4 separate regions of the Homo sapiens genome follow, and all the other regions are linked to region 3. A link is a loop called in an ENCODE intact Hi-C map of the cell type or tissue named here. Cell type or tissue: endothelial cell of umbilical vein. All regions are shown on one strand.

What was found. A loop is a pair of places that touch in the nucleus more often than their neighbours do. Peaks named below come from ENCODE experiments on the same cell type or tissue, not always from the same donor. Only the 100,000 strongest peaks of a DNase experiment are listed, where the experiment ranks them.
Region 1: a loop joins it to region 3, with 11 times the contacts of the local background. A loop is called at or near these places in 6 of 110 quality-filtered maps.
Region 2: it touches region 3 in a loop (19-fold over the local background); 45 of 110 quality-filtered maps call a loop at or near these places.
Region 4: a loop joins it to region 3, with 2.9 times the contacts of the local background. A loop is called at or near these places in 2 of 110 quality-filtered maps.

What each region holds. Positions count from the first base shown.
Region 1 is chr12:39,985,721-39,993,720 of GRCh38, reverse strand. All of the region lies in intron 3 of SLC2A13 (solute carrier family 2 member 13), which reads left to right. Among named protein-coding and RNA genes, the nearest start is that of SLC2A13, 120 kb to the left of the region's middle. In endothelial cell of umbilical vein, a CTCF peak has its summit at 3,013 (motif pointing right); a DNase peak (open chromatin) is centred at 3,060.
Region 2 is chr12:39,687,380-39,695,379 of GRCh38, reverse strand. It overlaps REDIC1 (regulator of DNA class I crossover intermediates 1), which reads right to left. Exons shown (of 13, transcript NM_001031748.4): 11 at 3,268-3,331. Among named protein-coding and RNA genes, the nearest start is that of REDIC1, 65 kb to the right of the region's middle. In endothelial cell of umbilical vein, no CTCF peak of the experiment used is centred here; no DNase peak of the experiment used is centred here.
Region 3 is chr12:39,314,802-39,322,801 of GRCh38, reverse strand. KIF21A (kinesin family member 21A) reads left to right here. Exons shown (of 38, transcript NM_001173464.2): 27 at 1-134; 28 at 2,789-2,896; 29 at 4,601-4,729; 30 at 6,832-6,870; 31 at 7,562-7,573. LOC101927019 (a long non-coding RNA gene) reads right to left here and starts at 6,870. Exons shown (of 3, transcript XR_007063276.1): 1 at 6,782-6,870. In endothelial cell of umbilical vein, a CTCF peak has its summit at 4,401 (motif pointing left); no DNase peak of the experiment used is centred here.
Region 4 is chr12:39,761,189-39,769,188 of GRCh38, reverse strand. It overlaps SLC2A13 (solute carrier family 2 member 13), which reads left to right. Exons shown (of 10, transcript NM_052885.4): 8 at 4,331-4,452; 9 at 4,577-4,729. It also overlaps a transcript of REDIC1 not described here. Among named protein-coding and RNA genes, the nearest start is that of REDIC1, 140 kb to the right of the region's middle. In endothelial cell of umbilical vein, a CTCF peak has its summit at 4,042; a DNase peak (open chromatin) is centred at 3,988.

The DNA.
Region 1 (8,000 bases), 670 kb before region 3:
CTCATGACCTATTAAATAAGCAATAAGTCTTGCTTGTATCTCAATTATGTTTTTCAGTCCAAAAGAGATGGGACTACATCAAAATCAGTTTCTCTGGAAAAACATCACATGTAATCTTCAGTCTTCTAATGTTGACAACAGTTTATGAAGGATATGTGTTAGTATTCAGATAACTCTTAAGCTAGCTCATTGTTCTGCAGTTTTTACTGAATCCCTGTCTTTCACGTTTCCTAGCAACTGGCTCACACATGGAAGATGCAGGAGTAAAGCCATCAGGGATTTGCTCTGCATCTATCTCTTAAACAGCATCTGAGAAATGGTAGCCAGACTACATTGTTTCACTTCATAGTTTCCACTAAAAGCTTGCCTTTTATGTTTATTAGCTTCTAAAATAGGATTGCCATAAAAGATTAGCATTAAAAATTGAGTAGTGATGATAAAATATCAAAGTCAAATTATTGGAAATTTTTATCAGTAATATTTCTTGAATAGTCATTGCTATTTATGTATATCTAAAAATGTGATGGTTACTGTGATACAGAGATGAAATAAAACGTTTTATATTTGAGAATTAAAATCTTTATTACAATATTATTCCTCTTAAATGCATAAGTACTTTAGAATTGTAAAATAAGATGCATCTTCAGTTTTGTTTTCCTTAAAAGAAAAGAGAGCAATAAACTTTAAATATATTACATGTATATGTATGTATATGTAACTGTACTCATATCTGTCAATTTTAAATATTTAAGTCAGCAAATTGAAAAATGCTTTGTGAGCTAAGTGATAGATTTTATTTTGGTTAAGGAAAGGAAAATAACAAGGACACAGCCCCAGTTTTTCTGTGTGAGAAAATGGTAGTAATTTGATTGTGTCAATTTTAACACATTTGGAAAATAGAAGCTACAATATGAATTTGTGCTTTTCTGCCTTATATTTTCATTGCCATTTAATCTTTCTGTCTAATCTTGGTGGTCCCAAATGTAAACTATAATGACATACACCTGTTAATACTACTACTACTAAGAACATATATGTTAGTAAATATGAGTACTCCAAGCTTGTTGAGCTTTTTGGGTTATAAGAATCTTAAGTGATGTCTCTTTCATTTTTAACTGTCACGGCCATTTTCCATAATTAACCCTAGGAAGGGGATGAAAAGGAAGGAAAACAGTGACAGGGGAAAGTGGCAAAATAGAGCAAGAGAAAAATAGAAAGAAAGATGAAAATGAGTGAAAGAAAATGGCTATGAGCTGTAAAAGGTAGAGTGGTAGAATTCAGCCAACCTGCTATTGTCTTTCTCCCTGCCACCTCTGTGGTAGTAATATTCTGTTTTTCTCTTGCCCAGTATTGAGTTTGCATATCATGCTAGCATCTGTCAGGGGAGAAATGGTGTGATCCATGGAATATTCAGAATGAAAATAGAATAAGGGTAGAAAGCACAACGTAATCACTTGGGTCCTCATGTGTGTGCTCTCTTTAGAATATAGGCTGCTTAATCGCCCCTTTGTCCTCTCCTGCTTTGGACCCCCACCCATTCACAATATCAATTCAGGGCAAATGAAGGCACCTCCCTCACTCCTCTCTTCTACCCCTACATCAGGCATCGCTGAGCAAGGTCACAGGTACCAGGGGAGCTCAGTGGTGGTATTTTGGATAAAGCTGTAATCCCTGCTACAATTGCTGTTTCTCTCTCCTTTGTAAATCAGCTTTGGGGCAATGGTAGCATGCATCTTACTGAGATCTTAAGCATAATTGCAATCAAAGAAGAGGAACAAGGATGCCTGCAGAACATTCAGGCTCACCAAATCAGGATGTGTGAGCTATAAGGGCAGGATGGGTGAGCTATAAAAGCTTTTGATTTTACATCAGAAACAAAATAACTCAACTACCATCACCGTTTCATTTTTTTTTAAAAAGATAGTAGAATATAATCTTGAAATGAAGGACAATACTTTCAAACAAAGAATATTAGGCAACTTCATACTGACACACAAGAAAAAATAATAGGATGGTGAGTGGGACATATTTTTATTGCCCTGAATTGATGCTGTGGATGGGTGGGGGTCCAAAGCAGCAGAGGACAAAGGGGCTGGTAAGTAGCCTGTATTCTAAAGAGAGCACCCATGTGGGAAGAGAGGGGTCTTCCTCACATCCCAAACCAACCAATACAGATCAAGAAAATCATTGGTAAACATGAGAGGGACCTGCTTGACTGGGAGAGGCTAACATCCCATTGCCTAGCTAGACATGCACTTATGAGGCGTCCTTGCTAATCTGCCTCCTGTGTCTACTTAAGTAGGAACACTGGAGCATGATGGCAGCAGGGGAGTGGGGTGAACACGGAAGATGATGGGAGCAGAGCACTGGAGTGGCCTGAAAAACTATCATGTGGTAGGGCTACGATGTCACTTGGAGCCCATTTGAGATGAAGGAAAAAGCTTTAACCCAGATATAAGATTGAAGTTTTAAAGCAAATGGACTTACACAAATTGAGGAAAAGGATTTGAGAACTCTGCTATCTATGAGAAACTGTGGGCAGTTCTACAAAGCACTGCTGTGTGAAGTAAGTAGAGAAAAACACAGTCTTTCATGGTTGAACTCCGTGAAGTTAAGACTGTATAAGGAACAAGATAACTGTCTGCAAATCAGAGGAAACTTCTCTGTGGACCAGTACAGGCTCACAGATTGATTTTTAGGAAAGACCTAATCTGGTCCAAGCCTTCACTTTACAGGAGGAAAATCAGTGTTTGGCACACACTTCAGGGGGAGAGAGAGAGCTCCGTTGATGAAAAAAGGAGACTTGAACCTTGAAGCCTAGGTTTGAGAATCGAATACAATTGAGACTAATTTGAGTATGTGTTTGTGTGAGTTTGGAGGTTTGAAAAGCTCTGATTAGAGCTTTTGTTGTAGAGAGAGTTGGCATTGCTTAAAGTTTCTAAACTGTGATCATATAATGCATACATAAAGTATGGATATTAATATATTGAAGTGTCCCAAGCACAGCTGCCACTAGGGGGCAATGGAGGCCCCCCACAGTGTCACAACCACCTAGTCGTAGCCCTAGAACCAGGGTTGCAAGAAAATCCCTTTGCCTGCTTTTGCCCTGTTTCCTTCAGCACTGTTCAGCACTATGGGTGAATAGAGCACCCATTCCCCAGATTTTGTGCTTCCCTGGTGTGTGCTGAGATACTATCCCCAGAATACAGTACAGCCAGAAATCCAAGTGTGGGCACATCCTTCTTGTACTTTTGATAATGTTGTTAAGTAGAAGAACTCTTACTCAGAGGAGAATGCACTGCTGGAACATGTGTTAGAAGTTAAAGTCCACACTCCCCATGTAAAATATGTATTTATCTCTCATGTGAATGTTATTCATTCAATCATTGAGCATTTATTGAGTACTCTGTGTGCTTGGCCCTCTTCTGTCCTCAGGGATATTGTGAAGAGATAGAGACATTCCTGCTCTGTTAGAAGGAACTCACTTTCCAGTGGGAGGAAGATGAGAAATAAAGAAGTAAATAAATATGTGTAAGACTACTTTATATAATAAAAGGAACTAATATTTGATCGTTATGACTCCAGAATACATGGCCATAGGTGTTACTAGAGTAGACATAGAACAATAGAACTGTATATAAAAGGAAGGAGTCCTAGACTTGGAATAATATTTTCTCCTCACTGGCTTCCTGTTAAAAATTAGAGCTATAGTCCTATCAGAGAAAACTCCAGGAGAATAAAATTGTGATTTTGTGGCCAAAAAACCCAAGTGTGGATGCAACCATAAACCGATCACTAAGAACACATTTACATTATTTAGGAGCTTGATGTATTTTACAGTAATTTCTCATCTGTAAAATTTCCTGACAGCAGTGGCAATTTTCTTTTTGTTTACCCAAACCTTGATCCTCTTCTGGATCATGGGGATTAATTTCTTTACTGGGGATTCTCTCAACTAGAACATTAAAAGTCTGCTTCCCTACAGTGTATTCTTATGCAAGACTTTGTGGAAAAAAAGTTGTGCATATGGCGATGATATTTTTAGCCCTTTCCATGTCAGTCAAGCCTGAATCTTCTTTTAAGACCTAGTTTCAGTGTCATTGGTTGTGTGTGTCTTCTTCCCTGGCATTCTCCATAACCCAGCCAGAGCAAGACATCCATTTTTGATTATTCATTCACTCAGAAAATGAATACCTGTTACATGCCAGGCACCATTGGGGGCACTGAAGATTTGGCAGTGATGAATGAAAGGAAGCCTGCCTTAAAGTTTTATTTCTAGTGGGGAGGGGTGACCAAGGAACACATAAACATATGAAGGTGGTAATAAATGTTAACAGATAATGGTGATAAAAGGTAAAATTTAATGAGCAGATTGATAAAGGATGGTTGAGGATATTGAGGCAAGAGGGTTGCACCTTTTTATAGGTTGGTCCAGGAAAGTCAGAGAGGTGGCATGTATTCAAAAGACTAAAATACGTGAGGAGAGTGAGCCATGTGGCTATCTGAGTCTGTGTGGGTAAAGCAGAATTGGCATGGAGAGTTTCAGGGGGTAAGGGCAGAAGACCAGATTATGTAGGGACTGTGAGGATTTAGGCTTTTATTCAAGAATGAGAAGGGAAGCCACTGAAGGGTTATGAGTAGAGGACTGACACAGCAGACTTAGGTTTACAAAGGCTCATCTGGCTCCTGCGCTCAGAGTACATGGAGTGAGACAATGGTGGAATCTGGCCCCTTAAATTGGAGGCTGTTGGAATAATTTGGGAAAGAGATGCTGGTGGCCTAGGCCTAGGTGATTGCTATGGGGGTTGTGAGAGGAGGCGACGTATAGAGTTAACAATATTTACTGATGCATTGGATGGGGATATTAGAAGAAGAGGAATGAAAGATGACTCAAAGGTTTTTGACTTATATATGATAAAAATCTTAAGCTTTGGTCATAAGCTATGAATTTAACAACTTGGTTTCCTCTTTAGCAGCATTTTCCTCCCCCCCTTCCTTCCTTCCTTCCTTCCTTCCTTCCTTCCTTCCTCCCTCCCTCCCTTCTTCCCTCCCTCCCTCCCTCCTTCCTTTTCTCCCTCTCCTCCCCCTCCTCCTCCTTCCCCTCCTCCTCCTAGTCTTCTTCTTCTTCCTCTTTTTTTCATTCATTCTTTTTCTCTTTCTTTCTTTCCTTTGTTTTCTTTTTTCTTTCTTCTTTCTTTCTTTCGTTCATTCTTTCTTTCTTTTTCTCCTTCCTTCCTTCCTCTTTTTTTAAATATAAAAACAGGCAAGTTTCATGAAAGATAACTCACACAATAAGTAACATATCTGACTAATAGATATATGAAAAGATCTTTATTTTCCACCAGTTAAAGTAATATAAATTAAAACAATGCAATAATTTTTTTCAACAATTATGTTGTTGATGATTAGAATATTGATAATACCAATGTGCCAAAGTATGAAAAAATGATTACTCTTTTACACATTATTACTTGGTGGCAGCTTATATTGGTACAACATTTTAAAGTGGCAATTTAGCACTGTTAAAAATAAGACATTTACAAAACTTTCGGCCCAGCATTTTTGCATCTGGGAATCTATTTAAAAAAAACTGTCCCTACATATATGCAAAGATATGTACATCTAGAAGATTGTTCCTTGCAATATTGTTTGTAGTCGCGAAAAACTGGAAACCATCTAAACATTTATCAATAGGGGATTTACTAAGTTCAGACCAAGGCAAAGAATTAATAGTGATGATTTTCACGGGTAGAATTGGAGGGTCAGTGGGGGATTTCACTCTTTTTCTTGTGTGCCTTTATTTTAATGTTTTACTATATTAAACAGTACTTTTACAGTAAGAAAAATATTTCAAAAGTTATTTTTAGAAAAAGCCTCAAAATTATTTTGATAGAATAATAATACAAAATAAGCACTCACAAGTATATGACAGCATTATATTAAAAAGATTAAACTGTAGTAATAAAGGATAATCCCAGGAATCCGATGATGCTTTATTACAAGAAAATATATTTGTAATTTATCAAAAAGTGAAAAAAAATAAATTTGACCTTTGGCAGCTTTTCAAGTAACCTTTTGGTTTTAAGAAAAAACAGTGTATAAATGTATAAAGATCATGGTCTCAGGTACCTTCTACATGCTGTTGATTACTAAATTCATAGCTGTTTGAATATCTCAAAGGATGCAGTAGCTATTAATTGAGAAGGACTGTGAGAGAAACAGGTTATTGTTATTATTTTGGGGAAGGGAGTCAGGAGTTTGCTTTTGACACATTTCATTTGAGATGTCTTTTAGACATCCAGCTGAAGAAATTGAGTAGACAGTTGGTGAGCAAGTTTTCGGTTCAAGAGACAGGGCAAATTTGGAGATATGAATTTGGGAATCAGCAGTGTATAGATGTATCATGATTTTTATACATGTGTCAGTTGCAGCACTTACCTCATTATTTTGTCATTGTTTGTTGACATATTTGTCTGTCTACATTAAAATCCTTGGGGGCAGAGACCACATCTTGTTTGACATTTTAATATTTCATTCATGGCAATCTTGCCATGATGTGAAGCTATAGGTTTGTTTTCTTTGGATATGATTGACTGGAGCTATGATTAACTTAGGCTTTGTCCAGGGAAAGCCATTTTTCTTAAAACTAAAAGGTTATAGCTTAAAGGCAGCCAAAGGGGAAACCAGGTTGTTAAATTTATAGTTTATGATCAAAGCTTAAGATTTTTATTATCTCTAGGTATTTAAATCTTGCCCTCAATTGCTGATATCCTTGTGTCTCTAGGAAATAACATGCCTTTTGATGGCTCAACTCAGTACACAGTCATAATCTAGGCACAAATGGCAGCTTTAACCAAGACCAGGCTTGTTGCCTTCGAGGAAATAAACTTCATGCCAACTCAGACTGTTGGCAAGCACCATAGATATGCCTGAGATTTGTTCTCTTTGAAATTGGTCGGTTTGATCAGTGTGGTCTACAGACTGATTTCTGTCCATAAACACCCTCCCTCTTTTTTTTTTTGTCTGCTAAGATACATTTAAAAAATCTTTTTTTTTTTGGTCTGCTTAAATACAGGTTAAATACAGAAAAAGAGAGTAGGCATATAGAAAGTTTTATAGCAATCAGTCACCGTAATTTTATGTCTATTGAATTTAGTTTTCAAAATTGTATTTTGTGTGCCTTTTTTCATTTTTTTTCAGTAATTCATTTCGTTGTATTTAACAAAAGTATCAATCTGCAACAGATTGAACTTAAAAAACATTGGTCCTTCCTCCATAGTTTGAGAAACCATGCACTAGTTCATATCACGAAGCACCTCATAGATTGAGAGCTCAGATAAATCAGTGGCGACGAGGTGGGTGAACGTGTAGTAAACAGGCATGGATCAGTATCTCCAGAATATGTGTATGCTTTGAAAATAATTCTGCAATGGTCCAAATGTTTGTGTCCCTACTCCCCACCCCAATTCATATATTGAAATCCTAACCCCAAGGTTAGGCCCCATCTCCCGATGACCCCATCTCCTAATATAAATCCTCACCTGGAGGTTAGGATTTATATTAGGATATGGGGCCTTTGGGAGGTGATTAGGTCATGGTGGAACCCTCACAATTGGAACCAAGGCCTTTATTTTAAAAGCCTGAGAGAGATCTCTCCCCTCCCGTCATGTGAGGACACAGTGATGTGCTGCCTGAACCAAGACACAGGCCCTCACCGCACAGTGAATCTTCTGGAGCCTTGATCTTGGATTTCCCAGCCTCCAGAATGGTGAGAAATAAACATTTATTGTATATAAACCCCTAAGTTTATGGCACTATTATAGCAGCTGAAATGGACTAAGACAAATTCTTTACTCCATTTTTCGTATCATGACTTATTGAAGGAGGTATGATATGGTAGCATGAAAAGAGGTAAAGAACCACCCTACTGCAGAGAACAGAAAAGGTTTGGAGTTTGATTTTTGTTGATTAAGCTGCCTGTGATCTCAAGTCTGGCATTT
Region 2 (8,000 bases), 370 kb before region 3:
CTTCAGGGCAGGAGGCTCCCCTCTGGTCCAGGGCAGGTCCAGAAATGCCATCCAAGAGCCAAGTCCTGGAATTGGGGACCCCAAGAGCCTACTTGGTATTCTACCCCCATGACTGTGCTGGTACCTAAGGTGCAAGACAAAGTCCCCTTTACTTTTCTCTCTGCTTTTTTCAAGTGAAAAGTCTTGTCCTATAGCCATCACAGCTGGAAATGTACTCAGGCCCACCTGATGCCACCAAGTATCAGAGTCTCACCCAAGGCCCTCAATGCAGTCCCTGGGCATCACTGATGGTTATTCAGGGCCCCAGGGCTCCTCAGTTAGCAGGTGATGAATCTTGCCAGGATTGGGTCCTTCCCTTCAAGGATATAGGTGTCCTTCTCACCCAAGGAGTGTCTAGAAATGTCATCTTGGAGCTAGGGCCTGGAAAGGGGGCATCATGACTCTGACCAGTGCCCTATCTTACTGTGGCTAATCTGGTATCCAGGATGTAAGATAAAGTCCTCCCCACTATTCCTTCTCCTCTCCTCAAGCAGAGGGAAGGGGTCTATTTTGGAGCTGCAAGCTGAGTGGTCTGGGTTACGGGAGGGGTGATTGCCACACTCCCTTAGCTGCCCCAGCTGGTGTCTCAATAGAACACGTGCCACCCCCAGTCCACGGTCTCTGGGCCTAGTTCAGCACTAGGACTCACCTAGGAGTTGCAGTTCTTGTGGCCTAGACTGCCTTTCAAATTTACTTAGAGCACCAGAGCACTTTAGCCCATAATAGGAGGGCTTATGCAAACTCAAGTATTGACCACTAGGATCAGCAATTCCCCTCTGGTTAGGGCTGGTTTAAATATTCCCTCCATGGGTAGGCATCAGCTGAGTTTGGTCCAATTTTGCTTTCTGTTATAACAAGATAGTGCTGAGTTCAATGCCTCAAAACTGCTGCACTGACTGTCCCTCTCCCCAGTACACAGAATCACTCTCCGCACCATGTCGCCACTCCCAGGGAATGGAGGAAGGGTGGCGTCAGTGACTCAAGACTGTTTTTCCTACCTGTTCAGTGCCTCTTTCAGTGATATAAAGTTAAAACCAGGTACTATGAGTGCTCTTATGCAGTTCTTAGGAAGGTGTTTTTTTGTGTGTAGATAGTTGTTAAATTGGTGCGCTTGCAGTGGGTGTCTTCTATTCAGCCATCTTGTTCCACCCCTCATCTACATCTTTCTAATATATAAGGATCCCTTAAATACCAAGAAAAAAAATGCCAAAACCCAAGGGGGCAAAAGATATAATAGAGAATTCACAGAAAAAGAATCGCAAATAGCCAATGAGCATTTTTAAAAGATGCTCAACTTCACACAGAGCGAAGCGCAAACTAAAACTTCTATCTATCCGTCCCCCTGTGAGATTCAGAAAAATTCCTAAGTTTGACCACAATCCCTGTTGGTGAGGCTGTGGAATAAAATGTACATTGCTATTGGTGCCAAATGGTGACACAAGGAACTTGGAAATATATATATATCAAAATTGAAATTCAGCAATATCCATCAAATACCAGCATATTTCTCCTTTAACTTAACAATGCCACTCCCAGAAATTACCCTGAAAATGAACCTCCACAAATAAGAAACATTGTACAAAATTGTTCACTTACAGTATTTGTAAGAAAAATATACTGGAAATAGCCCAAATGTCCATCAATAGGGCATTGACTGAAAAAACTACAGTTCATGCATGTAATGGACTACTAAATGGTCATAAGGATGAAGAAATACCTAGCACTAACACAGAGGAATCTATAGGAATATTTTATTAAATAAATAAATTCACTTAATTCTTTTATAAAATATTCTATATTACATTTAGAATGAGAAAGGCTGGAAACTAAGACTCATGGGTATTTACGTGTTTATATATTTTTAGGATTTATTTTTTTAAAAATGGACTGGAATGAGAAACCAGAAAGCAGAAAAAAAAAAAAATACTCATGTTGCAGAAGGAAATAGGGCAGGGAGGATAAGGATAGAAACCAGACTAGTATTTTACATATTCAAAAAATTAAATCATTAAAGGTTTCAAGGTATTCCATCAGACTAGATAACATGAAGGACTATGCTAGCATAGAATACCTAAAAGAGTACCAGATCGACATGAAACTTTGTCTGTAAAAAGACAGTACAGAATTAAAAGATCACTCAAACATGAAGTATTTGCTACACACAAGCCTACAAGCAGTCAGTATCCAGGACACATAAAATATACATAGGAGATATAGACATATTAAAGACACATTCCATAAAGAAAACCAAACTTCAGAAAAGGAACATGAGCAAATGACATTTCATAAATGAAACATTGATGGCCAATTAACCTAATTAGTAATCAGAGAAATATAAATTAGAACTACAATGAGCTATCAGATTACCAATAATGATAAAAGACTGAGATATTGTTGGTGAAAACATGTAACAACCAAGACTGTTATCCCTTGCTAAGAGGGGTACAACTGGAATAACCATTTAGGAAAATAATTTAGCATTACCTTGAAGATGCAAAGAAGTGCATATCATATGAACTAGCAATTCTACTCCTAGAAATATATCCTAGAGAAACTTTTTATACATGTGTGCAAGGAAAAATGTCAACAATACTCCAAGTAGCATTGTTCTTCATAGGAAAATATTCAAAACAACGTAAGCAAAATATTCAAAATAACCTAAATATCCATTGTTAGAAGATACATAAATTGTGATATATTCATACAGTAGAATGCTGTATAGCAGGAAAAATAATAAATGTACTAGAGCTACAAGTATCAAAGCAGATGAACTGTAAAATATAATATTGGGTGAAAAAAAAAAGCAAGTTGCAGAAAAATATATAGAGTTGGATCAATATATAGAAAGTTCAAAATAAAGCAGTTAAAAAGTCTGTGTTATAACAAAAAACAAATTCAAGGAAATAGTTACCTCTAGAGGGCAGGATATGAAATACAATTGAAGAAATCTTCAAAAGTATTATGTATTGTTTCTTAAGCTACCTAGGGAGTATGAGGGTTATCTGTTTTATTCTTATTTGCTAAACTGTACCTATACATTAATGTACTCATGTATATTTAATAAAATATAAAAGTAATTTTAACGAGTCAATTGCATTAGTAGTACTAAAATATCCATGATATATATTTGTTGGCAAACATCTAAAAAATCACTTCAAATTTAACTGATTTCTATTTAATTGTTAGTTTTTAAAATAGAGTAAAATTAACTTATACAGTTATACTGACAGATTTTCTTAGTAGATATTCGCTTGCTTTTTAAAGAATATATTCCTCCTTCTTCCATCAGAATCTAGGAGAAAACCAAAATGTTAACAATTCCTAAGTATACATAATAATATTCACTTATATCTACCTTATTTACACTACCAATTCATTTTATAGTACTTTTCTTTTACATTACTTCAGTTCAACATGGTTTATTTTTAAACCACAAAGAAAAATTAGCCTGTGGTAAACAATAAAATGAAATTTAAATTCGTTAAAAAACAACAAGCAACAGAATAGACACTTGCCAAGAAATGAATTACTGAGAAAAAGGAAAAGCTTCAGGTAATCATAGTAAATGCAGCTGAAGAAAGACAAACATATTAAGGCAATTTGGAAATTTGTTATTCTTTATTTAATTTCCTAAGTTAGATCATCAGTCGTTTATTATCAGGTTTTTTAAATAATAAAAGCTCTTAGAGGTATAACTTTCTACAGAACACACTATTGGTTTTGGTTTCCATCACTTTCTATGTAATTTGTACTTTATTTTCATTTCCTTTCTCTAACAAAGCAAACGAACCCTGAGTGTTTCTTTATTTCCAGGATGTTAAGGGAAGTTAAGTATCTCTTTTTAGTTGATTTCAATTTTATCAAATTTTGATTAGAGAATGTACCCATGAATCTCTCCTTAAATAAATGTCTTAGATTTTCTTTATGGCTTACTATATGAATTATGTTTGCATACATATCATGGGCTTATAAAAATTTTTTTCTATACATTCTCTGTTGGTAGGATATAGAATTTTAGATATATAAAATAAAGGAGAAATTGTCTAGCTGCTTCCCAAACCTGACTCCCTTTTTCTTGGACATACAGCTAGACTGTATTTCCCGGCCTCCCTTGGAATTGGTTTAGACATGTTACGTAAGTTCTGGTCATAGGCAGAAGTAACGTAAACTACTGCCGGTCCTGGTCCATAAAAATCTTCCCCACAATCCTCCACTTCCTTTTCCTTTCTTCTCTCTGGTAACAATAAACTGGGAGCCACCAGTTTAGGGCCTGAATAACTACATGGAGCAGAGCCCCTTCCCTAACCCCTCTATCTTATCATTTAAAAATCTTTTCTCTTCAAGTCATGACACATTCAAGCCCCAAACTTGCAAGAAGAACACAAAACTTTCAAGAAAGCTATGTAGACCCCACGGCAGGCCTGCACTCCAATACCTACTTCAGATCTGTTTGAGAAGGACAGCAAAGATCTTCCTAAAGGACAAGACACTAAGTTATTCACAAATGTCCTCCATCCTCCAGGATGGCAAGCCTTGCTATGGATCAGAAAATCTGCATCTCCTATTTTTCTCTTTTCCGAATGGGCTTTTTATTGCATTTATATGGTCTTTGCTCCAATAGTATATATGTTTTCTTAATGTATGTATTTTGCTATCTGTTTGCTTTCAACCTTTATTATATTCTAGATACGTTGCTTATAACCTATATTGATTTTTTCTTAATAATTTGATATTCTTTGAATCTTGAAAAGAATTCATATTCAATATATTAATTCATATTCAATATGTTAATTGCTATCATATTCAATATGTTAATTGCTAAGTGGGTTTCATTTTTAACACTGTATATAGAATTGCTATTTCATTTCTTCCCATCTTGATCCGGTTTCCTAGTGTGACATCATCACTCTTGAATTTTGTTCTTCCACGTCTCCACTTCTCTGGTGAATACGTTCCCATGTTAACAATTGTATTTTAACTTTATTCCTCTACTAAACCTTTAAAATTAAATAATTATACTCCTCTAATACTTTGTTCTTTCCTATTCTCTCCCACTCCCATCAAAGGCTCTTGAGAACACCACATGTCCCCATCCAAGAGGCTTGTTCTGTTTGCTTGTTTTAGCCCGTATGTCTCTTCATCAATTCTTCCTCAGCAGAATCTACCTGTTTTAATTTTACCTAACCTGTGGGCAGGTGCAACCCAGCCCTCTTTCTACTCCTACCCCTTCATTCCATCCCATTGGTGACTCTTGCCTTGGCCCCTCTGGTAGAACGTAATTTTAGTCAGGGTTCCACTGCACCTTTGGCCATGGCCAGGCATCACAATTTAAAGTCCCCATACCTGCTCTACCCAAGGAACTCCTCATAGCACCTGATTCCCTTTGGGCTACATCAATAGGCTTTTTTCTTTTTTGACTAGTTCTAGCTATATTCAAGCTGCCAGCTTTCTAGACATAGGTGTGGTCAAACAGAATTTGTTTTTGAAGTATTAAATTCTGTTGATAATTCATCTTTTGGGAGGATACATCTATATTATTCATATTTGGGGAAATATGAATTATTTAAAGGAATAACAGGACAGCTTCCATCACTACTGACCACATTTTCCTCCTTTTTCTTTCCTACGACACTAGTACTCCTCAAACCTCTCTAGTAGCTCATTCTCAGCCCCCTTTTCTGGTTCCTCTTCTACTTCATACCCTCCAACCTGAAATGTGCCTTCTCAGGAATTTGACAATTTTTGTTCTTATTCTATACACTTTCTCTCGAGAATCATATACTTGGATGTAGTCAATTATCTGCTATTCATAAAGGCTGAAACATCTCTTCTCACCTCAAGCCCTGTATATATAATTGCCTACTATACATCTCCACATAGATCACAGGTTTTTCAGAAGATCCTCACTTGAGCTCAGTGGGTCAAACTTACCTCTCTCAGAAATTGCTCCTCCTCTGAATCAGAGTGATGCTAGGTATTGTTTTTAAAAAGTATATCACAAAATGTATAATGCCAAACACAATCATTTCTCTCTTGTGTAATAATCTAAAGTGAGTGTTTCTGGTAAGCAGGCAATTTTCCTCCATGTAGTGATTCAGAGACCCAGTCCTTTCCATCTTGTGGCTCCATTATCCCTTGGGGCCTCACTACCATCTAGCCATCAAAGAAAGACAGCATGGAAAAATAATTCCCTTTTCTTATAAGCCTTAACCTAAAATGATGCACATCACTTCTCCGAACATTTCATTAGTGAGATCTAGCCATATGGCCACATGTACATGGATGGATGGTTAGGAAACATGTTCCTTGGCTGGGAAGCCATTTCATGGTGGCAGCTCTATTCTATTAAAAAGGGTACATTCTACAAAAAAAACGGTACATGGATTTTGATGGACAGTTAACCTTTTTCCTGCCACCTCCTCCTATGGTTTCAATCTTGTTCAGTAGCACAATCCCATCAACTACCCATTTACTCAAATCATAAATAAATCTAGGTCTTTCTCAATTTCTTCCTTCTCCCTTAACTAATCACCAATCACCAAGTACTATCAATTCTAGATCTAAATCTTCTCTTCTCTCATTTCATCCTTACTGCTATTGTAAAACTTCAAGCTCTCATTATTTCTTCCCCTAACTTGAGCTGTTCCACTTATCAAATCCCTCCTCATTGTTGCTAGAATCAACTTTTTTATTACGATGTCATCATATTCCTCTGCTAAAATTTGTTTAGTGGATCTCTGTTTAATGATCAATAATTAAACTGTTATATATCATACAAGGCCATTCATGACCTACCTTTTTGTATTGTCCAGAATTACCTAGGCCACTCCTGCACCCTTTATCATTAGTATTATAAATTGTAGCTATAACAATAACTAGAATGAAACAAGGTACTTGAAATTTCTAAAACAGGCTGTACTCTGACATCTTAGTATATCTATGTTGCTCTTTCTTCCCAATTTGACCATTTGGTAAACAACTTATTGATACTGTGCTCAAAAGTTACCTCCTCCATCACATCTTCCTCCTGTTTACAGATGAAACTTAGAAGTATCTGTTACTAATAACCCAAAACAAACTTTAATTCAAGCAATTTATCTAAATGCATTATATTTTTGTCTCTTTCTGACTAGCCACTAGATGAAGACTTCTTAAAGACAGGTTCCATGTCCTTTCATCTCTGTACCTTGCAGAGTCTAGTGCATAACAGAATATAATCTTGAGAACAAAGCACCATTTTATCCCCAGTGTCTAGCATACAGGAAACATTCAATAAGTGTCTTTATATGAATTCATAATATGTACTCAATAAACATTTATTGAAGAAAAAAGGGAAAACAGTATAGCTGAAAATATCAAGTCAGATAAGACAGACAGTTTGAATCTTGGCTTGAGAGTGTGACCTCAAACAAGTTATCTAATCTCTTTACATTTCAGTCTCTTTTGCTGTGAAGACTTTAGCAACTCAGGCTCCTGTAGATTAGAAATAAACTACATAAACTTCCTAGCACTGTTGTAAAAATTACACCCTTATGATGGCAAGGGATTATAACATTACATAAGCAGTGTTTATAGATATTTCAATAGTATGGCAAATATAAAATTATGTAGCACATTGAAACCTAAAGCATTTTCATGTTGAAAGATGATATGGTTTGGATCTTTGGGTACCCCCCGGCAAATCTCATGTTGAATTATAATCCCCAGTGTTGGAGATGGGGCCTGGTGGCAGGTGACTGAATCATGGGAAGTAGTTTCTCCTGAATGGTTTCGCACCATCCCCCTTGGTACTGCCCTTACAATAGTGAAGTTTGCTGTCATGAGATCTGGTTGGTTAAAAGTGTGTGGCACTCCCACCTCACTCTCTCTTGCTCCTGTCTTTGCTGTTTGAGATGCCACACACCTGCTTCACCTTCCACCATAATTCTAATTTCCTGAGGCTTCCCCAGAAGCCAATTCTT
Region 3 (8,000 bases):
GCCTCCTTGCCTGGCCCTCTCACACCTGTTGCAGAAGGGCAAGAGATTGGAATGAATACAGAGACAAGTGGTACTTCTGCTAGGGAAAAAGAGCTCTCTCCCCCACCTGGCTTACCTTCTAAGATAGGCAGCATGTAAGTTTGGCCCAGCTACACTAACTTCTTTTCTTTTGGCTTTAAAAAAAAAAGTATGCATGTTGCTAATTTCTTATTTCTATTATTTAAAATTTATATAAATTTGATCTCTGGTTTTCGAAATAATTTGCTAGGTGTTGTCTCCCCTAAGGTATTGGAGAGTTGAAATAATTTAAGATGAGATGTCCTTTGTTGAATTGCTTTGTCTTGTCTCCAAGTTTTAGGATCATTCTTAAGGGTTATAATTTTTATAAAGGCTGACTTATGAATTACAGAAAATACATATATAGAAATACCTAAATTAAAGTTATACCTATAAAACCATTATATAACTATTATGTATAAACAGAAAGTTTAGACTCTTAAATTTGCTCTAAATTACCTATATCCTAGTTTTAAGAGTCCTGTCAGGATAGTAAATGTTTGCTGACTTTTAAAGAAAAAAGAAAATACCAATTACAAGTTTAATACATTTTGAGCTTTCCTAATTTTTTACCTTGAAGCATATTGCATATTCTGGGATGAGTGTATGCCCCAAAAATATTTTTATTGGTATTATTAAAGATTTGAAGGAGGAAATATTCTCTTTCCTATGATAATCTGAACAAAAAACCTTCTATTCAAAATAAATCTTGCATAGACTATTTTTAATTATTATCTTGAGGACAAAGAAAGATTTTCCCACATAGTCCTGTGTGTGTATGCGTATGTGTATGTGTGTGTGTACATATGTGTACCATGTGTGCATGTGTGTGTTTTGATAGTTATATTAATATTAGATTAGTCATTCACTGGTAAAGATTTTTAACGTTATTTTTCAAACTAATCCTCACATGTGATCTAGCAGATAATTTATGGAATGAATACATCTCTGCACTGAGGAATATTGCCCCCCCAAAAGTGGCACACACTATATGATCTGTAAATAATACAAAATAACAAACTTTCCAAACTTGAATAGCCATTTTTCATAATATTCTTCATTTTATGAGGACATTTCCATTGTTTTCCATTCAGTATCCCATCTGCTACCTTTTGTTCCAGAATTAATTTTAATGATGGCAGAACTTTCTTGCATGTGCTTGAGGTGGCCTATGTAATTAACTGTTGGATCTGCTGTTAGAGATTGCTAACCAGAATAGTTTATGGCTTCATTGCTTTTGTGATAAGATGAGAATAGAAGAAATGCTTTTGGTGAAGGTAGTGATGTAGAACTGAGGTCAGATTTTAGGAACTAAATGTGTTAGGTATTTAGTCTGTCAGATGAGTGAGACTTTTGGAACTTCAAGACTAAATCTGTGGCCTGGAATCCAGATTCAGGTAATCTATTTGTCTTTTTACATTTTAAAAATGTATCCTTTATGACAGGTTGTAAAAAATATCTTTTGGGCTCTGCCTCTAAATAACTTACTTTAAAGTTTTCATAAATTCACATGCTTATACTCATATATTTGTAATTCTTTATACATTGTGAGAGTTTGGTCACTCACTTGGTGCAGTAACTCTTATAAGCCATTACTGCGTAATTTTACTCAGGTGATGCTTATAATTTAAATGATGCAGGATTGCTAAAATGTGATTTCCTGATTAGAAAAAATCAAGCACACAAAATTTAATTACATTTAGTTTTTGCTTTTAAATAGGAATCATGCAAACCCATTCTGGAAGTGTTGCTGTCTAATTCCTTAGTGTTTTTTTTTTCCCAGACTTTTTTTTTTTTTTTTTTTTTTTTTTTGGCAGAGTCTTGCTCTGTTGCCCAGACTGGAGTGCAGTGATGTGATCTTGGCTCACTGCAGTCTCTGCCTCCTGGCTTCAAGCGATTCTCCTGCCTCAGCCTCCCAAGTAGCTGGGATTACAGGTGCCCGCCACCACACTCAGCTAATTTTGGTATTTTTAATAGAGACAGAGTTTCACCATGTTGTCCAGGCTGGTTTTGAACTCATGACCTCAAGTGATCCACCCACCTCAGCCTCCCAAAGTGTTGGGATTACAGGTGTGAGCCACCATGCCTGGCCCAGACTTTTTTTTTTTTTCAGTTAAAATTCATTACCACCATATACAAAAATTATTTTCTTGAATTTTTAATTACAAGCAGACATTTGGCATTTAAAATATTTAAGGCCAGAATACTTTTATTACTAAAATGTACATAGATACAAATTAAATACTAGCTAAGTAAAATAATTATGTATTTTTGTGTGTGTGATTACCTATAGAACTATTTTGTGATTGTGTCTCAATATTAATTCATTAAATCTCATTGTTTCTCATATTCTGATATTCTAATATTTTTGTTCTTACAAAACTATAAAGATAATTTTTCTTCATCTGAAATAATTACCAATGAAATTAAAACACATCTAAAATATTTGTTGTGGCTATTTGGCGGTATATCACTGATATTTATATTCAAAGATAGTAAGTTGTTACATATTTAATAAGATCACCAATTTAAAAATTATAGTTGCTGAGCTTCCATCAACTAAATATAACTCATGTAGTATTTTCCTATGTTAGTTTTATTTTTTGTTCTCAAGTAATAATCTTTCTGAGGTTCCAGTTATTAACCTATTACAAATTTTAGATTGACTATCTACCAAAGTTGTATGTGCAAATTTAGAATTAGGTAATTAAAGAATCTTCTTTTACTTTAGTTCCAGGCAGTCATCTCTATCAGAAAAAAAAATTCCAGAGCCTTCTCCTGTAACAAGGAGAAAGGCATATGAGAAAGCAGAAAAATCAAAGGCCAAGGAACAAAAGCAGTAAGTGACTAATGTTTTTTACCTGCTAGACTGTATTAAATGCCTGCTGCACTTAGATGCTAAAGATAATCATGAAATTATTTTCCAGATTTAGGCTGGTGCTGTGGTTATGACTATTTGACTAATCAAGACAGTCAAGTCAGCTTTTGGCTTGGCTCGGTGGTCTAATATTCTTGGTCATACATATACCTGTAAAGATATTTGAGCACTTGTCCCTGATCATGTCCACTTACTTACTTGCCAGTTATTTGTGTATATCATTTTAAGAGTTAATATATACTTGAGGTAAGGCTTATTAAGTCTATATTTCAGATAGTCTTCTATTAATAGAAAAATTTAGAATTAATTTTGACCGTCATTGCCATGTTAGCTAAAACTGATCTTGACCCTACCTCTTTAGAGTGGCTGACAGAAAAACTAATATTAATCATAGGGTGTGTTATTGTGCCATTTTCTTGTTGCTCTCTCATGTTTACATTGTTGGTATTATCCTCAATGTTTCTTCTGTGTGTTTTGTGAGGGTTAGTTTACTTAGCAGTACATAGTATAATCTGATTATCCACTTAACTGGGCGTTTACAAATTGCAACATGACAGCATGCAGAAGTTGATTGGATTAGAACCACTGTTACCCTGCCACCCCTCCCTCAGTTTACCTGTTCTGCATGTGACAGGCAGATCTCAGACATGTCCTTGAAAGCATTTATGCGAATTTACATTTAAATATTAGTGAAGTGAATTACTTTAATTTCTTTGACATAAAAATAAATGTGAATATATTTAAAAAGAAGTGTTCATTTATTTTCCGTGCCTAAATGGACAATTCTATACCATCCACTACCCTGTGCCAAGATGCACACTGTCTTTTTTGACCATGGGTTTAGCTGACTTGAATGTCATAGAAATTATCCTTTTTTTTTTTTTTTGAGACGGAGTCTCGCTCTGTTGCCCAGGCTGGAGTGCAGTGGCGCTATCTCGGCTCACTGCAAACTCCGCCTCCCGGGTTCACACCATTCTCCTGCCTCAGTCTCCCGAGTAGCTGGGACTACCGGCGCCCGCCACCACGCCCGGCTAATTTTTTTGTATTTTTAGTAGGGACGGGGTTTCACCATGTTAGCCAGGATGCTCTCAATCTCTGACCTCATGATCCGCCCGCCTCGGCCTCCCAAAGTGCTGGGATTACAGGCGTGAGCCACCGTGCCTGGCCGAAATTATCCTTCTTATCACCCTTGCTTCCTGTACTTAAAGATGTAGTTTGCCTGTGTCTACTGAATTAAATCTCTCAAGAATAATTGGGAAATGGGGATGGAGCACATAAATGATTTAAAAATAGATGAATGAACCAACTGAATAAGCAAACATCTCGTAAGCTCTCTGGGTCTCTTTCCTCATCTGTAAAGTGAGCAACTTTCTCTTGATTCTAAAATTGTATAATTTTAAATGTGGCTTGCTTTATTCTTATACTGACTTCTGATTTCAGCAGACAGAATCTTCTCTTTAGTGCCATCTTGTGGCCAATGTAACAAAATCCAGTGAAAAATTTTAAAAATTGTTCAGAATGCATTTTATCTTACAAAAAAGGAAGAAAGGAAAGAAGGAGTTCTCTAATAAAAAGCTTTTTTTTAAAAGAGCATGTTTCTTATAACTTTTCTAACAAATCATAACCAATTAAAGCCACCTACTTAATGTTCTTTTTTTCTTGTAGCTCAGATTCTGGAACTTCAGAGGCTAGTCTTTCACCTCCTTCTTCCCCACCAAGCCGGCCCCGTAATGAACTGAATGTTTTTAATCGTCTTACTGTTTCTCAGGGAAACACATCAGTTCAGCAGGATAAGTAAGTCATTATGGAAAAGAGCCCCAATTATTTATATAATATTCTGAACCTGTCAATACAGTCTGTAGAAAACATGTAGTCATCTCTGTGTAGGAGATGGAGCCTGACGTGTGAACTCTTGCCATATTTTATGCATCTTTCCAATGGGAAAGGAACCATGCAGCCAAAATTAGAGAAAATTATTTTCCTGCTGAACATTATTCCCTGTTGTAGATTTGTATTGGTATGCCTTCAGCACTTGTCTTGCCTTTTCTTTTACAAGTAAATTAGAACTGAAAAATCTTTGAGACCACTTGATGTTTAAATTTTTGGAGATTCTTCAGCTTCTGTGAGCCCACAAAAGCCTCTAATTTAGATAGCCTGAGTTGGAAAGAGGCAAATTACTTTACTTCTGGGGGATATAACAGTTTACAAAGACCATTGTTACAAGTGCAACACGTTTTTGTCATCTGATTGTTCTAGACAAGTTCACCACAAAATTTCAATAATTGTGTTCTTGGAATAAAAAATCACCTTTACGGATGGAGAGAGTAGGACTGGGAGTGGGTTGCAGGGGTGGAGAAGTTGGAGGGATGTGGAAAATGTAAATGTCATCAAATTTGAAATGACAAAGTATCCACACATTGAGCCAGAATCTCTCTTGCAAGAATGCCATACTAACAATACTGCCATAAGGTATTTATTAACTCTGACTTGTCTGCTTGGACTTGGAATGATAATGATTGTTTTCTGCTATTGCCTCCCTGTATAAATCAATAATCTCTAAAATTTATAGGATGCCATTTAAGATCTGTCTGTCTGGCATGTTTAGATCATTTTAAATGGCTCTATAAACTTAGAGAATCATACCGTAGTTTTTAAAGAATTATAAATATACTTAATTTATGGATAATTCTTTTATTTATGGATCCTTCATTAGATTTTAATATGGTTTAATTAGTAGAAGATATGTTCTTTACATTGATCTAGGTAGGTAAATATTTTCCTGTGTTATTAAACAAAATACTCTTTAACATTGTCAAATTATTTCTGTCATTAATTGAGAAAAGTTGAACATTAGGAATACTTTTGGGAAGTCAAGTTTCACTAGGTATACGAAGAGTTGCTAAATTTGTGTCTACCTTGCCTTCACAGTCAGAATATTTTCTGTCAATCTTTTGATAATCTTGACAACCTAATCACAGTTCCATATTTTTTACTGAAATACTTTATGAGCTACCAATAATTTGACTCTGTTGTCATCTCTATAAACTAAAATGTAGAATAACTGACTGCTCTACACTTTCAAAAACTTGACTACCCCTTTACATTACTTTCTCTGGGGCTCCTTTTTGAAGCAACCATATCCCACTAGCAAGACGCAGATCTCCCACATTGTTTCAGGTTACATTCTATGCTAACGCTCACCATATCCTCATTCTCCTCAAGCCTGTTGTACAGTCGAATAGATTTTCTTAATAACCAGACTCACTGCAGTCTTGGAGGCCTCAAGGTAGGGCTAACAGAAGTGACTTGTCCATTCTAAAAGCCCACTAAAGTACCCCAGCTGTTACTCAGATGCTCCCTAGTCAAAAGAACTCAGTGTTTTTGAGATAAGTTAAAGCCAAAAGTTATTAAATTTTGAGTGACTTGCTTTCTATGTGAAAACACAATCTATTTTGTGTAACTTCAACATTAGAGTCTATATCTAAAGTGATAATTATCAAGGTGAATAAAATTGATCAACAGTTATTGAAATGGGAAAATTTTTCCAGGACTAGTCAAATTAAATAGAGCAAACCTTGAAGTGCTATATCTCATGTACTTGATACTATTCTTCTGCAAGGCCTAAATTTTAGAAGTGAGGATAGATTTTGTATATCAGTATTAGAAAATTTTAGCCCCCAAAGTCTTGCTAGAAGACATAAATATCAAACTTTTTACGTAACTTAGCTATACTTTAAACATGCTAATATCCAGTGCAAGTAGAAAAGCAGGGCACTATGAAGGAAATGTTTGCTATATATCTGTTATTCATGCTGTTGATTTTGAGTCCAAAGTCAGTGTCCTTACCTGTTGACATCTGTATTCTTTCTCTCATAATTCTAACTCTTTCACTATAGGTCTGATGAAAGTGACTCCTCTCTCTCGGAGGTACACAGGTACTTTCTTTCCTGCCTTTCCTACATTCTGGAATTTCATTGATGTTCTAAAGTGCCTTCCTAGAAATTCTAAGCAAGTCTCATTTTTGTTGCATGCATCACTTGTTGTAAATCATATAAATGCACTAATATTTCTAAACATGATAATTTTAATACATTTTTGTGGTCATACCTTTTAGATAAAGTAGTGGTTTTTTTTGTATAATAGTTTAAAAATTGTGATACCTGTTTTCTGTCTGTAATCTGAATCTTTTCTTTAAAAGAAATCAAGTTTTATGAATATTGATGTCAAGAAGATTTCTTACTCTCAACAATTAGGTATTTCTAATGCCTCAAAGTGTGTGAGGTAGATAAGGTATTTTTTTCTTGTTGGTTTAGCAATTTTAAGTAAAAAGATTATATGATTAAAAATAAAAATATGCTAGAGAAAAAAAGGATACTATTATACCAAAAATTAAAAAGAATAGGAAATAAACACTAAGGAAGCATTTTTTAAAATAAATATTCTTAAGAATAGGTGCAGCTTTAAAAATAACTGTTATTTTTTTTCATTTTATGGATTTTTCTGGGGGTCCTTAACTTCTCTTTCTCTTTCTCTCTGTCTCATTCCCTTTCACCATTATCATTTTATGTCCTCCCTCTTTGCACTTGTTTTCCTTGTTTTATGGCCATTTTTGCTGATCATCAGCAGATCCTCCAGAAGGTAGGCAGGGGAAGGGAGAGGAAATTAATTTCATTTCCAGTATCAAAAGACCTTACAGGTTTGCATGGAACAAAAATAAGTGTTTATTTTTTTCTCTCCTTCAGATCAAGTCTGTTGTACAAATTTGCCATATTTAACCTTAAACTTGTTTAAAGTTGATTTTATATTTCAAAATGTGAATAGATTAATTCAAATAGAGAAATACCATGGCTGTATGTTTCTAATATCATTAAGTTTCTATTATCTTTGGTAGTTTATATAAAATATTAATCCTAATATTCTGAATATTTAAGAACATTTTAAAGTAATAAAACACTGTGTTTAATATTGAGATTTTTTTTCTCAAAAGACTGAATAATCAATGACATAAAAATACATAAGAATGAAAAAAGGGCATCCTGATCTCCTGGAAATAACTGTGCCATAC
Region 4 (8,000 bases), 450 kb before region 3:
ATAAGCAGATAATTCAGTAGAGAAGACAATAAAGGATAAAATAAGCATCATTAGGGAACCAACTGAGATAAAATGGCATGAACTTTTAATACAGCCCAACAGCATGGTTTCATAACACTGCTCAGTTTCTGAGAAGTGGTTGTTGAAAGAAGTTAATAAGCCACACCGGGTTGGGAACTCAAATGGTGAAAAATGGCAGACAAAAATAGAGGAAGAATGGATTCTAGAGGCTAGTGAAGACAGTATATACTTCATTTTATTGTGTTTGCCATCATTGCACTTCACAGACATTGCATTTTGTTTTACAAACCGAAGGTTTCTGGCAGCCCTGCATCAAGCCAGTCTATTGTCACCATATTTCCAATAGTATGTGCTCATTTAGTGTCTTTATGTCACATTTTGGTAATTCTCACATTATTTCAGACTTTTTCATTATCATATCTGCTATGATGATCAGTGATCTTTAATGTTACTATTGTAATTGTTGTCGGGCATCACAAACTGCACCCGTATAAGACGTCAAACTTAATTATAAATGTTGTGTGTGTTCTGACCACTCCACCAACCAGCTGTTTCCTTCTTTGTCTCCCTCTCCTGGAGCCTCTCTATTCCCTAAGACACTACAGTTAATAACTCTACAATGGCCTCTAAATGTTCAAGTGATAGGAATAGTAGCACGACTCTCACTTTAAATCAAAAGCTAGAAATAATTGAGCTTAATGAGGAAGGCATATTGAAAGCTGAGATAGGCTGAAAGCTAGGCCTCTTGCACCAAATAGCCAAATTGTGACTACAAAAGAAAATTCTTAAAGGATATTAAAAGTGCCACTCCAGTGAACACACAAATGATAAGAAAGTGAAACAGCCTTATTGCCGATATGAAGAAAGTTTGAGTGGTCTGGATAGACGATCAAACCAGCCACAACATTCCCTTAAGCACAAGCCTAATCCAGAATAAGTCTCTAATTCCATTTAATTCTATGAAGGCTGAGAGAGGTGAGGAAGCTGTAGAAGAAAAGTTTGAGGCTAGCAGAGGTTGGTTCATGAGGTTTAAGGAAAGAAGCTGTTTTCACTTCACACCTTGTTGCAAGGTGAGGCAGCAAGTGCTGATGGAGAAGCTGCGTCAAGTTATCCAGAACATCTACCTAAGATAACTAATAAAGGTGATGTATTAGTCTGGTCTCACACTGCTATAAATAACTGCCTGAGACTGGGTAGTTTATAAAGGAAAGAGATTTAATTGACTCACAGTTCTGCAGGGCTGGGGAAGCCTCAGAAAACTTACAATCATGGAGGAAGGGGAAGCAAACATGTCCTCTTCACATGGCGACAGGAAGGAGAAGTGCCAAGTAAAAAGGGGAAAAGCCCATTATAAAACCTTCAGATCTCATGAGAACTCACTCACAATCATGAGAACAGCATGAGGGTAACCACCCCCGTGATTCAATTACCTCCCACTGGGTTTCTCCCACAACGTGGAGACTATGGGAACTACAATTCAAAATGAGATTTGGGTGAAGACACAGCTAAACCATATCAGGTGGCTATACTAAACAACAGATTTTTCAATGTAGATGAAACTGCCTTCTGTTGGAAGAAGATACCATCCAGGACTCTCATAGCTAGAGAGGAGAAGTCAATGTCTAGCTTCAAAGGACAGGCTGGGTCTCTTGTTAGGAGATAATGCAGCTGGTGACTTTTAAGTTGAAGCCAATGCTCATTTGCCGCTCCAAAAATCCTAGAGCCCTTAAGAAGGGCTAAATCTATTCAGCCTGTGCTCTAAAACGAAACAAAAAAACCTGGACGACAGCACTTATATTTACAGCATAGTTTGGAGAATATTTTAAGCCACTATGGAGACCTACTGCTCAGGAAAAGAAAAAAAAGATTCCTTTCAAAATATTACTGCTGATTGACAATGACACTGGTCACTCAAGGGCTCTGATGGAGATGTACAAGATGAATGTTGTTTTCATACCTGCTAACACAGCATCCATTCTGCAGCCCATGGATCAAGGAGTCACTTCAACTTTCAAGTCTTATTATTTAAAAAATGCATTTCATAAGGCCATAGCTGCCATAGATAGTGATTTCTCAGATGGATCTGGGCCAAGTAAAGTGAAAATCTTCTGGAAAGGATTCACTATTCTGGATGCTATTAAAAACATTCGTGATTCATGGGAGGAGGTCAAAATACCAAATGAACAGTTTGGAAGTTTGCAAGAAGTTGTTCCAACCTTTATGGATGACTTTAAAGGGCTGAAGACTTTAGGGGAGAAAGTAACTTCAGATATAGTGGAAAACAGCAAGAGAACTATTGTAGAAGCGAAGCCTAAAGATGTGACTGAATTGCTGCAATCTCATGATAAAACTTGAACGGATAAGGAGTTGTTTCTTAAGGAGGAACAAAGAAAGTAGTTTCTGAGATGGAATCTACTCCTGGTGAAAGTGCTATGAACATTGTTGAAATGATATCAAAGGATTTACAGTATCACACGAACTTAGTTGACAAAGCAGTAGCAGAGTTTGAGAGGATTGACTCCAATTTTGAAAGAAGTTATCTGGGTAAAATGCATGCTACAGAGAAATATTTAGTGAAGGGAAAAGTCAGTCAATTTTGCAAACTTCCCAGTTGTCTTATTTTGAGAAATTGCCACAGCCACCCCAGCCTTCAGCAACTACTACCCTAATCAGTCAGCAGCCCTCAACATTGAGGCAAGACCCTCCACCAAAAAGATGATGACTTGTGAAAGGTGCAGATGATCGTTAGCATTTTTTATCAAAATATTTTAAAATTAAGGTTTGTACATTTTTAGACAATGTTATTGAACACTTAATAGACTGCACTTTCATGGGAACATAACTTTTATATGTAGTGGGAAACCAAAAAATCCGTGTGACCCACTTTATTGCAGTGGTCTGGAACTGACCTCGCAATATCTCCAAGCTATGCCTGTATTGGCGTGGTCTAAGCTGAGCAGTGAGGTAAACGAATACTGAAAGGATAATCCAAAGGCAGATCTGGGTGTAGCACAGATGATCAGAAATGAGGAGATAAACAAAGTGGTGGTTGTGATCAGAAAAGGAAGGCTCAAAGTCTGAAGTAAAATAGTTCCAAATCAAGGAAACTATAAAGTGCTGTCTCTGTAGTGTTGGAGATTAAATAAGGAACTATGAGGCCAATGCATTATACGGAGCACAGAAAACCACACACTGCGTGTTTTCACATATAATTGGGAGCTGAACAATGAGAACACATGGACACAGAGAAGGAAACAATGCACACTAGGGCCTGTGGGGGCTGGGAGGAGGGAGAGCATCAGGATAAATAGCTAATGCACATGGGGCTTAATACCTAGGTGATGGGTTGATAGGCACAGCAAACCACTACAGCACGCATTTACCTATGTAACAAACCTGCACATCCTGTGCATGTGTCCTGGAACTTAAATAAAATAATTTTTTTAAATGAGGCCAATGAATTAAAAATAAATGAATGTGGCAGGGGATGAGAGGAGGTAGACTGAGCAGGCACCCAAATCATCAAGACAGGTGGAATGTTATGATGAGTTCATAAATATGGTAACAATAGGGCTTGGATGACAAGGTTCAAAGATAGAGGTTGAAGGAGACAGAACAATACTCTAAATTGACAATAGGGGATAGGAATGTTTTTGAGTCTGGTAATATCTTCAGGGGCAATTAAGGTAAAGAACTGGAAGTTCAACTTCAGAATGGATCTAAACTGTAGGACCCTTTGCTTTACTATGGATTAAGAAGGCAAGGTCATCAGGGAGTGACTGGTAGAGAAGCAAGGACACGGAGCAGAAAGGGAGAGGGCTATTTGGAATCAGATAGAATCATTTGTTTCCCTCATCCACCCCATCACCCTTTACAGGTTACTCTTCTAATCCTTAAAATAGTCTACAAAGTATTATCCCCATTTTATCAGATGAAAAGTATCTGGCTCTGAAATTTGAATCTTGTCATGATTGCAAATGCCATGGTCTTTTCACTGCCACATACTGACTCTCAGTGGTACTGAAGTGTTACTGCAGCTTCCAGGGACTAATTAGAAATCATGTCTAATTTATGTGAAATGGTTATAAAACACGGTGTCTTTGTTTTGCTCTTGAATTATACTTGGCTGTAAAATTGCTATACAAGCTCGCATATCTAATACTGTATATTTAGTTCTTATTTTTTAAGAAAAACATTTTGGACTCTTAAGACATTAAGGAATTTCCAAATACATAAATATGATCATATTGAATTTCTGCAACTGTAGTCAAAAACATTAAGTTAATACTTATATTGCATTATTTTTCAGGTGTGAAAATGAAACCAAGTTCAAAACAGAAGATATATTTTGGGCTTACAATTTCTGCCCTACTCCATACTCCTGGACTGCACTTCTGGGCCTTATTTTATATCTTGTCTTCTTTGCACCTGGTAAACAAAGACTTTGTTATACTGTTGCATTAATTGAATTGCCTCTTTTTGGAGTAGATAAACTATAATTTTTCAAATTTCTTACATGCTATTTTACTAAAGTTTTTAATGTTTTATTTCTCAGGAATGGGACCAATGCCTTGGACTGTGAATTCTGAAATATATCCCCTTTGGGCAAGAAGTACAGGAAATGCATGTTCATCTGGAATAAACTGGATTTTCAATGTCCTGGTTTCACTAACATTTTTACACACAGCAGAGTATCTTACATACTATGGTAAGATAATATTTTTTCTAACATAGTTTTGTTTTTATTTTTATCACTATTTTTAGATACACTATAATATCATTTGTGATTGAGACTATGTGGTTATATTTTGCTGTTATAAGTATCTCCATGTGGCTTTCTTGTCCTCCAAAGGCATCGGAAATGTGTCTGGGAAAGAAGAGAGGGATTCTCCTATCCTAAACAGCACTGCTTCTTGTTCCACAGTGCTTAGGGCTGTCACCCAACCCCTCTCCCAACTCAGACATCTCCCAGCTATCTCCCCAGGTGGAAGTCTTTACACCATAGCTTTTAGTTTCACAGAAACAAACAAAAAAAAAAAACAGAAAATGGTAAAAAGATGTAGGCAGGGAGTCTAGGGCCAATGAGATGTCCTGTGACAGGCATAGCGTCCAGTCCAAGAGCAGAATCTGCGTAGGGCTGAAAGTAGCTTCCTCAAATGCTTAACAGTATGCTGTGCTGTGGCCATACCTTCCACTGTATCACCTGTGCTGCTCAGGCCAGTGCTTGTGCATTTCAGTGTCCTCTGAGACCAGTACTTACCACTTGCAAAAGTGTAAACATGACGGAAGTATTCAAATGCAAATGTATGGAGGCCATAATTCAAAATGAAAAACAATAGTGCTTAGTGGCTGAGTCAGGAAAAGACTTTGCTTTTTAGAAAAAAGATTTCTGCATTGTTCACATGACTTTATAGGTTGCAATAGGATTATTCATGATGAAGTATGAGGTTTCATTCTAATATCCTCATAAGTCCATGTGGTAGAGACGGAATGCCTGCTGCTTAGACCATTCTCCCAGAAGAGCTTCTCTCATCTCCCCGCAATCTCTTTACTCTGTGCTCTGGCCACTTATCATTTCTCTTTGCAAGAACAGGTTTGTCTGCCCTTAGCTCTCTCTAGTAGACTATAAATCCCTGGAGGGCCAGGACTGTGCCTTGTTCATTGTTACATTCCCAGTTCCTGCCAAGGCATCCTGTTCACCTGATAAGCACCAAAAAGTGTTTGTCAAATGAATAAATACATGGATAAATTTTGCAGATGAATGGTGAATATGATGAAACATTATAAAAATCTATTCCCCATCTCTTCTGACCATGCTGAACTGGTATTTGCTTTTAGTTAATGGTATTTATCTAATGCTTTTATTATCTTCATAAAACTCTTCTCTCTCCTAATCACCACTTAAGACATTTGAAATATTTATTTTCTTGGAAAGGAAATGCACTGGCATTTTAAACTGGATATATATTTAGTATATTCAGCTGGATCCCATTTGGCAATTAAAATTTTTCGATAAATTCATAAACTTATCTTCATGACATAATAAATACGAGCACAATAAATATTTCCTCGTATTTACTGATTCTAGAGAACACTTAAATATTTGAAGACCTAAGTATATGCTCGCATCCTGAGAAAGCATTTTTCATAGAAAGGCATAGACCAAATAATAAAAGTTTACATGATTATACTTTTGACAGCAAAGCTCCTCTTTCTTGAATTTATCCTGCCAGAAAACCAGAGAAAAATGAGGCAACAGTAATGAAATTTAAATAGGGCATAAGCAGAATTCTTTCAAAAATAAACAGTTAAAAGTGTGTTGCTTTGCATTAAGCTTCTCTCATGTCAGAGCACTGGTCCATTTGGTCTACTACTCTCTAGTAGTAGAAAAATAGTTCATTCAGGCTAGTTTTTCTCCCTTTTTGTGTCTCATTTTAATCCACATGTTACTGGTTTATGTAAGCTATGCATTTATATTCCTCATTTAATAAATATACATCCTAATCGTGTATTCCTCTGGAAATAGTTATGTCTTCTTTGTTGCCTCCTTTTTTATTGTTTCATAAGATCTCAAAATTTGATTCCTTCCTCAACCATATTGCTTACACAGGTCTGCCTTGTGCCCCCATTCAATAATGTTTATTACTAAAAAGTATCATTGCTATATCACCAATATGCCATTTTATATACAGCACATGTGGCTAAAGAGATCCCTTGGGGGGCATTATGTCAAAGCTTCTCTCTTGAGGTAGTCAATTTGTGTAATTCAATTAAATAGTTGTTTTAATCTGGAACTTAATGTAGGGCTCTAATAAGATTTAAATCCTTAGAAGAATAAAGGTGAGGAATATCTAACTGTTCAATAGTCCTGATGGACTCGTTACAGACATTTTTTCTTGCCATTTTCACTCCAAGGGAGGAATAAATGAGAAACTGAGATAGTGACTGATTTGACCATGACATGGACCAGGTCACAGCCTCCCAGGTCTGCCCACACTCCTCCACGACTTAGCCACAGGTCTAACCATTGGAACCCACACTGAGTAGGCAGTTTTGGCATTTGCGTGCTTTGGATTCCTCAGATTTTGTAAAACGGTCTTGTATTTTAATAGCAATTCCTTGATATTATTCAGCTTTGGGAATCCAGGTCACAAGAAAGAATCTGTAATCAACTTCAGGAATCTTCCTAACCCAACAAATGTTTTTTAACTATAGGAGTGAGTTTAGCGCTGACAGATTTGATTTGTTACTTCTAATTATGCTACTGTTCCCAAATTGTGAAAGATAATGATGAAGATAAAATATACTATTATATTTAAAAGTCAAACTGGGTTTGCTGTTACAGATTTTGTAGTTTAGAAGCCTAGTTTAATCTAAAATGTTTTACCATCTGTACTTATTTTTTCTTTATCTTCATCATAATTACTATCCCGTCTTTGTCCCTCCCTGCTAAAGATTCCATTTCTCTTCCTACCTCCACAGTCTTGCATATCTGTACTCAGAACACAGGACTTCATCTCCTTTCATTTTTTTTTTGTCAAAATTCCCCCATTCTCCAAGAGCTAGCTTATCAGTATCACCCTTTTTGTAAAAACATCCCAATTAATTAGTCACACTAATCTTATTCTGTATCTTAATAGCAACTCTTCCTTTCCTGGTCATTTAGTAGAATTTAACAATCTGGGCATCACTTTTTTGAGCAACTGATATTCAGAATTCTAATGGGCATGATAACATACATTATTTCTATTCTTTACAGTTGGGCAAAGCTAGAATTATTTTCCCCATTACACAGATCAAGTCTCTCTCTCAACCATCTCTTAACTATATCTCCTATACATGCCCCTGATTTTGGCTGTAAGATTTACAGAATCATAAACTGCCAACACTTAAGTAGGAGCTGAGAAGCCCCCTTATTTTACTTAATGAGGCAACAGAGGCCCAGAGAAGAGGTTAAATGACTATCCAGAAGTCACATG